Regions from separate parts of the Mus musculus genome. Here regions 1 and 3 are each linked to region 2. Evidence: chromatin contacts called from ENCODE Hi-C or POLR2A ChIA-PET data. All regions are on one chromosome and are shown on one strand. Each heading gives the region's core, a stretch centred on a gene start or an enhancer-like site at or near the end of the contact. The rest is flanking DNA. Distances are from core to core; before and after follow the strand shown. Region 1 overlaps Sbno2 (strawberry notch 2). Region 2 holds the start of Gpx4 (glutathione peroxidase 4). Region 3 holds the start of Arhgap45 (Rho GTPase activating protein 45).

What was found. Hi-C counts contacts between places; a loop is a spot of excess contacts on that map. ChIA-PET counts read pairs that join two places held with the same protein, here RNA polymerase II (POLR2A).
Region 1: POLR2A ChIA-PET joins it to region 2 with 36 read pairs in Patski. The contact joins the enhancer-like site here to the promoter of Gpx4 in region 2. A Hi-C loop is called at or near these places in 4 of 37 maps with a recorded cell type or tissue (T-helper 17 cell, gastrocnemius, heart and 1 more). POLR2A ChIA-PET finds 5 or more read pairs at or near these places in 4 of 5 experiments (Patski and embryonic stem cell).
Region 3: POLR2A ChIA-PET joins it to region 2 with 55 read pairs in embryonic stem cell. The contact joins the promoter of Arhgap45 here to the promoter of Gpx4 in region 2. POLR2A ChIA-PET finds 5 or more read pairs at or near these places in 4 of 5 experiments (Patski and embryonic stem cell).

What each region holds. Positions count from the first base shown.
Region 1 is chr10:80,095,665-80,099,013 of GRCm38, reverse strand. The region is part of intron 1 of Sbno2 (strawberry notch 2); the gene reads left to right. Among named protein-coding and RNA genes, the nearest start is that of Sbno2, 5.4 kb to the left of the region's middle. Within about 2 kb of position 1,678, at least 1 of the 3 ENCODE cell types and tissues checked has a DNase peak (open chromatin) inside an H3K27ac peak, as active enhancers do; it is heart, where a contact is called at or near this core.
Region 2 is chr10:80,051,756-80,054,986 of GRCm38, reverse strand. Gpx4 (glutathione peroxidase 4) reads right to left here and starts at 1,422. Exons shown (of 7, transcript NM_008162.4): 1 at 1,272-1,422; 2 at 379-473; 3 at 143-287; 4 at 1-19. The coding sequence starts at 1,355.
Region 3 is chr10:80,015,036-80,018,260 of GRCm38, reverse strand. Arhgap45 (Rho GTPase activating protein 45) reads right to left here and starts at 1,589. Exons shown (of 23, transcript NM_001142701.1): 1 at 1,343-1,589; 2 at 157-481. The coding sequence starts at 1,435. Abca7 (ATP-binding cassette, sub-family A (ABC1), member 7) reads right to left here. Exons shown (of 47, transcript NM_001347081.2): 46 at 3,074-3,225; 47 at 2,689-2,955. The coding sequence ends at 2,803.

The DNA.
Region 1 (3,349 bases), core at 429-2,928, 44 kb before region 2:
TCTGCCTTGTCCTCCCTTGCCTCCATCTTTTGTCCCTAGACCTTGCTGCTTTTTTCCAGACTTGCACCCCCACATCCATGTGCAGCTGTGCTGTGGTGAGCAGACTTACAGGTCTCTCAGACTGGCCCTATCCTGGCCCCAGTACAAATCCAGTATGGAGTGAAACTGAAAGGGGCGGTGGCTGGGATGGGGCAAGGTCCTGCCACATTTCGAAAGTGACAGTGCAGGACCTGGAGGAAAACGCTCATTTGCCTTTTCCGGAAGTCCCCCACCAATGGAGGGTCAAAGGCTGCAGATCCAGGCAGGACAGGTTGAGGGTCCTGGGAGGGCAGCAGATCTAGGTCTTTATGATGGTGACTCATCGTGACAAGGGTGGGGTCACTGTACCAGGCGTGCCAATAGGTCAGAGAGAAAGTCCCTGATGCTAGAACAGCAGCTATATATCCCAGTTGCTCTCGGGCCATTCTGTAGCCCCCGGTGGCCTTCTGCACATCAGGAAAACCAAGGGCAGTGTGGTCCCCTTACTCTGTCTGCAGCTTGTGGAGAGGGCAGTGTTTCTGGTCTTTGCTACTTTTCCCACCCTTTATCTCACTCCTTCCCCCTGTTTCACTCCCTATCACTAGATAGGAGAGAAAGAAGGATGGGGAGTGGGGAGAGCCCTAGATCTAGCTTCTCCTTCCAGCATGACTACCAACAACACCCATCCCCGCTGAACAACCACCAACTACCAACCCGCCTCTCAGGTCCTAGCATGTATATACCCTCTGAAAAGTTCCCAGAATCCCAAACACCTCACACTCCCAGAAACTTTCTGCAGCTGGCAAAACCGTGCCTCTGCTAGAGCAGGAGGCAAATCATAATCAGCTGCTGTGGACAGTCCAAAGCAGCCCTACACCCCACACCTGGGATTAAAACAAAAACACGCTCTTTTAATATTTCTTTGTTTTGTTTTGTTTTGTTTTTTAAAGAAACCAAAATTACACGGTTCTCTCTATAGGGTGGGTGCAGTTTTGGCTCTGGGTCCTGGGGAGTGGTTATGGGGGTAGTCTCATATGCCTGGTGGGGACCAGAGGGTCCATGTCGTGTTACAAATGAATGGTTGGGAGCAACCAGAATGTTCTGGGTTGGGCCAGTGAGGGCTCTGCGTGTATCCCAAGTACAGTGAATTGTGGTATCTGAGTCCCTGTGTACTGGTCAGGGGTGTTCATGTCTAAGCCTGGCTAGAGGCCAGCTAAAGAAACCTGTTGCTGTCACCTGGGCACAGGCATCCTGGAGTCCAGGGAGATGGCCTTTTGGATTCTGAAGCTTGGCCTTCTGAGCCCCAGGTAGAGGTTGGGTACTCAGGGATGCCACTAGGGGTGTTCCGGAGTTGACATTTTTACTCTGGCTCTGTGGGAACCTGGTAGCACTCAGCATTGGGGGCTGGGTGTGATGTCCTGTTTTGCTCACTTTAGATAGTCAGGGGCTGCCACCCCCAAACCCCAGTCCTGGGCTTCTCCTGAAAAACCAGCCTGTCTGGATACCCAGAGCCACATTCCTTTCTCCTGCCCCCTCCTGCCATGCCTGGGCCTCTCCAATGTGCCCCGCCCACCTGCTTCCTCCCCCCCCCCGCCCCCCGCCCCCGAAGGGCGGGGCTGGGGAAAGTGCCGCAGAGAAGCTGTGGGACTCCAGACACTCCAGCATCTGACACTGTGTCCTTGGACCCCTGCTGATCATTCAAGAGTCTCCTTTGGGGACCAGTGGCTGGCCTGTAGTGTCGGGGGTCTGAGGTGTGGCCTAGAGAGTCATTAGAATAATTGGCCCTGTGGACATGCTGACTTCCATGGTCAAGACTGACTGTCTCTCTCAGGTTTTGGTAAGAGTCCCAGGTGAGGGGCTATAGCTCTAGGGACAGAGCACTTGCCAGGCGTGCATGTAGAAAGCCCTGGGTTCCATTCCACAGCCATATAAACCTTGTGTTGTGGGGTGGTTCACACTGTCACCCCAGCACTCTGGAGTTCTGCTACAGAATGAATGAGTCCAGAGTCAAAACCACAGTGGGTGTGTCTGAGTGGCCATAGTGTCCCTGAGGTCTTCTCTCTCTTTCACTTACAGGCAGACCCCAATTTAGGCCACACTGTCTGCCCTGCAGGCTGTGGAAATGGGTATAGCAGGAGTCAGTCCTCTGGAGTCAAGGTCTATCCATTGACAGCATTGCTGAGGTGAGGCTTCCACCAACCACCAGCCTAGAGCCTCCCCTATAGGCCTGTGGGAACCAGCCCAGGTCCCATCTGGAGGCCCTTGTGCTTATGTTGCTGGACCTGTATTCTCTTCATAGTGGAGAAAGAAGTGGGTGCCTTAGGCAGCAGTGTCAATCAAGCCTGCTTGTCCTAGCATGGAGCATGGACCCTCACTCACACAGACACACACTGCTCCTGTACCCACAGCCCAACCCCAAGCTAGAGCTAGCTAGCCTCCACTCTCCTCTGGACATTAGAGAACCCTCATGCTGGGATGAAGATCCCTGTGTTGACACTGAGGCTGGACCAAAGGATCTCAAGGACAGTGGTGGCCAGCCCCAGCTACCACTTGAGTTCTCCAAGAGGCTCTGAACTTCAGGTGGGATGGCAGCAAGCTCTCTGTGGACCATAGACATACCAGGTCATCAGTGTCAAAGGAATAGGAAGGAAGCCAGGCTCGGGTAGAAAGTGACCTAACAGAATGACTTGAGAAGCAGAGATCATAGCTCAGCACTGAAAGACCAGGCTGAAGCTTGAGACCCAGGCTGGCACTTCCCAGGGCTGGGGCTAGGGCCCTGGAGACGCAGCCTGAGGCTCTGTCATGCTTCTGGGATGGGTAGCTGTAAAGCTAGGCGATATGCCCCTGTGCTTCTATAGGAAGTCAACTCTTCAGATGCTACACACAGAGGCTCCTCCAGGCATGCCTCCAGCATGAACAGACTTTGCCCATGGCGCCCCATTACTAGCTTCTATAGTTTTGGATGATATGTAGGCAAGGAGTGGACTAGTGAAGCACTGGGCTGTAAGTAAAGATTGTCTTCAGAAAATTTCTTCTCTCACTGTGATTAGTTACTCTAAAGGAGAATTACCTAGAAGTGCCTTTGTTGTAGAAAAATAAAAATGCTAGGGGATATGGATGGCTGTACCCCAAAGCTGGGCACTGGGGCCTTTCTTCTGAGCCTGGCTTCCTCCCTGGTCCTTTAGAACTGGCAAGTCCTGTGTGCCTGGCTTCCTGAGGCTCCGCCTCTCTCTGGAGCCTGGAGAGGTTGTGTGAGCTCATGGGCTCTGGAAAGCCAGCTGATACTTCCAGTGGGGGCTGAGTCCTCCTCATGGTTACTGTGAGGTGATTG
Region 2 (3,231 bases), core at 173-2,672:
CTTGATTACTTCCTGGCTCCTGCAGGAAGCAACATTTACTTGGAAGATACACTACACTGTACACTGAGACACACACACACACTGACACAGCCCCCCACCCCCACCCCGTATGAGGGGCATTGCCTGGGGAACAGCCACACACCTGCCTCCCAAACTGGTTGCAGGGGAAGGCCAGGATTCGTAAACCACACTCAGCATATCGGGCATGCAGATCGACTAGCTGAGTGTAGTTTACGTCAGTTTTGCCTCATTGCGAGGCCACGTTGGTGACGATGCACACGAAACCCCTGGGAGAGAGAAAGAGTGGGAATGAAGCCAGTCAGGAAATCCCCATTTTCAGACCAGCCATGCACACCGCCCATATGACTAGAAACCCACCTGTACTTATCCAGGCAGACCATGTGCCCGTCGATGTCCTTGGCTGAGAATTCGTGCATGGAGCGCGCACAGCGCCAATCATCGCGGGATGCACACTGTAAAACAGGAAAACTGAGTGTCCTAACCCAGGTCCCCTAGGGGAGAAGAATCCGGTGCCAAAGAAAGAAAGTCCTGGGGCACTAGGTGGAGGAGTCTCAAGGTTCCTTCCATTAAGTACGCCCCTTTCAGGTCGTCCTGATAAGATCTGTGGACACCCCTAGAATATGCTACCAGGGAAGAGGACGGCAGGGGTATCCCTGGCCGCACACCAAGCCCAGGAACTCGGAGCTGTTGCAGTACTGGGGAGGCTCTTGCAGCAGAGGCCCCGGGTTGAAAGGTTCAGGAATGGGCTCCATCCGGCGAGGGCGCGCCCTCCTGCGGCGGCGCGCGCGCGCTTTCCTTCGCCGAGGGCCCGGGCGTTTCCTAGGACTTTGGCGTCCAGGTCCACGGCGTCGCCGGCCTCTCGGGGATCCGCCGCGCTGTCTGCAGCGTCCCCGCTTGCGGGCGGCCGCGCGGCCCATGCCCGCCGGTCTGTGCGTCCCAAGCACAGCGCGGGGACAAAGAGCCGGTAGCCAAGGCGCCGCCGACTGTGACGCACCAGGCCGGGCAGGGCGCGTGACCAGGTCAGAGCCCGCTATGGTGACCCCGACACCGGTTCTCACCGCCCAAGGACCTCCCGCGCCGAGGCCTAGCCTTGTTCAACCCCGGAGATGCCTATCAGGCTCCGCTTTCCCACCTGGGTGCCCCCTTCTCTAGCTAACCGATCCCACGACCCCTGATCTCCACCCTGGATACGGTGACCCGACTCCGAACCCCGCCCCCACCCGCGATCCTCCAAGTTCCCAGTAGCCCACCATGGTGCCTGCCAGACCAGGCGCAGCCAGAGCCCCGCACAGCAGTGCTGGCTTAAGTAAGCGGCTCAGACGGCCCCAGCTCATCTCGGCGGCCGGAGCCAGCGGCTCCTCCCCTCACGCAGCCGACCAATGGACGCGCGAGGCCGAGTATGGCTTGCCCGCCCTCGGGCACGCCCACTGACGTCTCTTATTGGTCAGATGCGCCTGCGCTAAGACGCGAGGCCCCTGCAGCCAATGGGAAGCCTGAATGAAGGGACGGCTTGGGCGGGGCTGGGCTTACGAGTTTGTTGTTATCAGCAACTGCGCATGCCCAGTGATAGGGACGCGGGAGAAACGGGAGCCGCGTTCTCGCGGACGACGCGTTGGAGGGCTGTGGACAGTTATCCGCGAGGTTGCCTGCAGCGGAGCAGGGTGCCAGGGCGCTTTGGGGAACCTCTGGGAATAGAAAGCGTGTCAAAGTCATCCCCTTAAAGAGCCCCTTTGAAAGTACAGGAGTCTCCTTTTTCTACTGGAAACAGAATCTCATGTAACCCAGGCTAGCCTTGGACTGTTTATATAGCAGAGGATGACCTTGAACCCCTGGACCGCCAGCCTCAGCCTACTGAGTGCTGGGATCTCGGTGTCGGCCAATCCCCACATCCCTTCCATTTCTATTTTCTTTATCAGAGGTTGCCTCCTGTAGCTCAGGCTAACCTAAACTATGGAATGGCAAAAGTGTGCTGCCATGAGGTGTAGGGATGGAACCCAGAACCTGCAGCATGCAAGTGAGGGCTCTCAACCCATTGAGTCCCGAACCCCAGATGTAGCTTCTCCCCCCCCCCTCGACCCCCAATTTTACAGTTCAGCCGGTCTTAGAACTCAGCAATCCTGCCTTAGACTCCTAGGTACTAGGGTGATAGATAGGTCAATGACACCAGGCCCTATCTTGTCACCTGTAGATATTGATTCCTGTGAAGTTGATTTGAGGGGGTGATAAGAGGGCTTGGTGAGAAAGCCATTGCCATGAAAACACAGGACTATGTCCCAATCGAAGCACCCACGCAATCTGGTGCACAAGGATGCTCTTGTAATTCCAGAACCTGCGATTCCGAGGCTGGAGCATCCCTGCAGCTAAGTCAGGTCACCCAAGTACTCGTGGTCAGAGAGAGAACCTGCCTCAAAACCAAGATGGAGATGGGCCTAGTGGTCACACTCTTAGCCCCAGCCCTTGGAGCCTAGAGGGCAGCCTGGTCTGGTAAGCAAGTTCCAGGTCAGCCAAGGCTACAGTGAACCCTGTGTCAGGAAAGCAAGGTGGCAAGAGACATATAAATAGTTACTATTGTCCTCAGAGGTCCCTGCCTACATCAAAGAAGCCACAGGTCTTAGGGGCCTAAGTGAGAAGCTGAAGGCCCAACAGTTCCTCCTGCAACTTCACCTATGGCCTTGTCCAGCCCCCACAGCTCTCAGCCCAGCACTGGGCCCTTTGCCCTCCCCGTGTCACAGGAGTGACTCAGGACATTCCTCAGCTCAGCTGCCTGTCCACGCCCTCGCCTGGACTCTAATCCCTTCAATCCTCTTTTTCTGAACCCTGGAGTAAGCCATCCGCGAGACAGGAGCCCTCCCGGGGATCTGGGTCCAAGGGAGCTCACGCCCCACGGGCAGACACCCCCCCCCCCAAGGTTAAGATGATCTGGGGTGTCAGATACATTCTTGCCCAATCCTGTCCTGTAAGTTCTCAGTTGCCCTGAGGGCCCCCCCCCCCCCCCCGCCTCAGGAAGTCAGCTGTTTCCTCCCAGCCCCCAAGCTGGGGTGACACTGAGAGTCACTGAAGACCTCTAAGGGACTTGCACTTGAGCTTTAGCTTAAGTTGTAAATACACAACACACCCTCACAGGGCGTCTCAAAGGCCCGTACTTCTGGACGAGGGGCTGGGGCTGAAGGGCTGGGGCTGAAGGCGGCCACTCAGGAACCCAGCCCCAGG
Region 3 (3,225 bases), core at 340-2,839, 37 kb after region 2:
CTTTCTTTCATTCTTTCTGAGTCAGGGTCTCACTGTAATTCTGGCTGACCTGCATAAGACTCAAGTGTAGACTCACAGAGATCCTCCTGCCTGAGTGCTGGGCTGAGAGGCTGCCCACCTCCTGCCCTCCCTCCGTGCTGCTCTGAAGATCCTCACCGTCCTGCAGCACACACTCCTTGAGCTTCTCCAAGCCCTCAGCAAAGCGGGCCACATCCGCCAGCAGGGTTGAGATGTCTTCTACGCCATCAGGGAAAGCTCCCTCAGTGGGTAACTCTGCCGGACTGGCCGCAGAAAGGGGGCTTCGGTACCCACGGCCCAGGGTCCAGGTGGCAGTGCCCGAGAGCGGGAAGCCTGCTGCACTGGCATGGCGGCTCAGGCTGGTGGGTCTTTTGAGTGTCCCTGTGCCCTTGGCTACCGTGGACAGGGATGTGGCTGGTGGCTCCAGGCCGGGAGCTTCTGTCCAATCCTTCCTGGGCAGCTCCTAGGTATGCATAGGGAAGAGGAGTCAAGGGGATCCCCCATCCCAGACACTGCCTCAGTTTCCCCAGAAAGTCCTCACAGGGGTCAGAGGTCAGTGGGCAGAGAATTTTAAGCTCCCCCCCCCCCACCTGTTACCCAACATCCTCCTGTCTATAGCTTTCACAAACAACCGTCCCTACCCAAACCACAGCCAGAGGCGGGGCCTGTGGGGCACAGGAGGGAGGGGGCACCCCACTTCCTGGTGGGGGTGGGGAGGACTCTTGTGAGTCTCTAACCCTGTAGCCACCCCAGATACCTCTACGGGTGTCCACTTTCTAAAAACATGGATAACTTCTGTGACCTGAAAAGATCATCAGGCTCCTGTGTCTCAGGACACCCCCAGACCTAGTAGAGGTACCCCTAAACCTCACAAATTCTCAAAAGCTCAGCAGGCAGCAGCAGGTCCTGGAGAAACTTGGAGACCCCCCCAATCTGCTCTGTACACCTGCACCCCAGTTCAACACCAGTTCCCCATTGGCTTTCAGAACCCTAAAATTGCCCAGACCCCATATTACAGTGTAGTCACTAGACTCCAATACCAGTTCTACCCACTACCCACAACCGTCATTGGCACACGACGGGGACATCCCTCATCAAGATGGGTGACTTGGTTGCCACCCAAGGCCATCCCTACCTACCGTAATGCGGCCTCCTAGGTTCAGGCCACTCCTTGTCGCCGGCCATTCTGCCTGGTGTGGACTATAGCTGGCCCGGTTCCCCCAGCGTGGACCCAGCATGGTGTTGTAGTTGCATGCTATGCCCATCAGTGACCACAGGCTGTGGGTGTCATCCTGGGTCCCCACCCGCTCTGTGCCCCACTCACCCCTGAGGAGGACTGCGGGTTGGGGCTCCCCGCGCGGTTCTTTTTGGAAATAGAGGGAGTTTTCATAAGTTCTCGCTTCTTCCGAGAGAACATGGTGGAGTCAGCCCCAGTGGCCCTAGGTGAGGACAGGCGGGCAACGGCAGGGTGGGAGTCTGGGGGTGGTCTCAGTCCTGCAACTCCTGGTGCAGGCTGTCTCTGGACCACATTGCTCAGGGCCACCCCCTCCCCAGCTGTCAGAGCCACACGTGACTGGCTTGGCTCTCATTGGCGCATAAGTCTCCTACACAGGAAAAGGCTCCCCAGCAGAGGGAGGGAGGTGACACCTCAGATCCGCCCCCAGTGTGACTGTCCCAAGTGTCAGCTCTTATAGGACTCTGCACACTGACTCTGACACAGGTTCCCCACAGCAGGCCACCTTCCACTTGCAGCCTGTGTCCTGTGTGGCCACCCGATCCAGGCATTAGCTGACTCTTGCTTGGGACATAACATACAGTCAAGAAAGGCAGTGTCATGTGTATACTGATATGAAAGACCAGAGAGGAGGCTGAGCAACAGGTTCACACACAGATCAAACAGACACCCCCTGAGTCCCTCACCATGCACAGGTGACCCCCCATTCCCTATAATCACCAGCCTTACAGTCTTCTGGGGACCATAGGACCTGAAGGTGCCATGCCTGGGTGGCTTCCATCCAGCAACCCAGGAGCTCCACTGCCCTGCTGGCCTCCACTTAGCTCCCACTCCCACTCTGCCCTCTATATCCCAGCTCTGAGCTTCAGGTCTCAGGATCCCCAGAGGTACTATTTAATAATTTAGACACCATGTCCCTTAACCATCCCAAACTCCACTGACCTCAGGCACACTGGGTGGCTCTCGGGGACACAGCCCAGAAAGGCCGCAGCCTGCAGTACCTAGGCCCGCTCTCCAAGCTCTGGTCCAGCCACAAACCCAGCCGAGGAGCCCCTTAAGGGTCCCGTGCCTCCCACTCATAGTTGGATGGCTGGGGGTGGGCTTGGGAGGTTGTCTCAGGATGAAGACTGGCTGGCTCTGGGGTGGGCTTCTGGTCCGGTCAGGCCAGGAAAGTACCAGGGTCCTCTATACCGTCTGGAACATTCCACAAGCCTGACCTCATCTCTACTTCACGGTCAGAAACACTCACAAGTCCCGCCCTTGGGTGTCAGACCCACATAGGTACATGCAGGTCAGGATACGTGTGACTGGACACCTGGGAAGTGTCCGTGTTGCAGGCAATTCACAGCAGGACACACGCGCATACTGTACATGTGATAGTGTATGGGACTGTACAGAGCTAAGACTCCTAAAACACAAACTCAGCCGTGGCCTCATTCTCATTCTAGTTTCTTTTTATTTCCCCCAGAGCCCAAGGCTTTCTGGGAGCCAGCGTATGGTACAGAGATCCTCTGTCTGAGCTTTGCCACTCAGTCCCAAGGCAGGCATGCTCAGATCATGGTCTCCACAGAGCTGGGGTCTTCCAGGAATCGGCTGACACGTTTGGGATGCTGCCGGCCAGGTTTGGAAACCTCCTCTTCTTCAGCCTCCTGCCGACTGCTCTCTTCCTCTTCCCCTTGGTCTTTGGAGAAATATAGGAACACCTGGCAGGGCAGAGACATGGAGGGGGCAGAAATGCATGGGGTGGGGGTAGATGTCAGCCCAGGGTCCTGAGGCACCTCAGCTCTTCCCTTCAAACCCTTTGATGGTGCCCGAAGTCACCTCCTCCAGAGTGGTCTGGCTCACAGAGAAGTCCTCCACACCGTGGGCCCTGCCCTGGGCAGCCAGCTCCCTGAACACTCGTGTCAGGGTGCATCTGCCCCCCGGTGGCAGTTGGAAGCGCAGACGGCTGCCGTGCACCTCCCGGAGTTCAG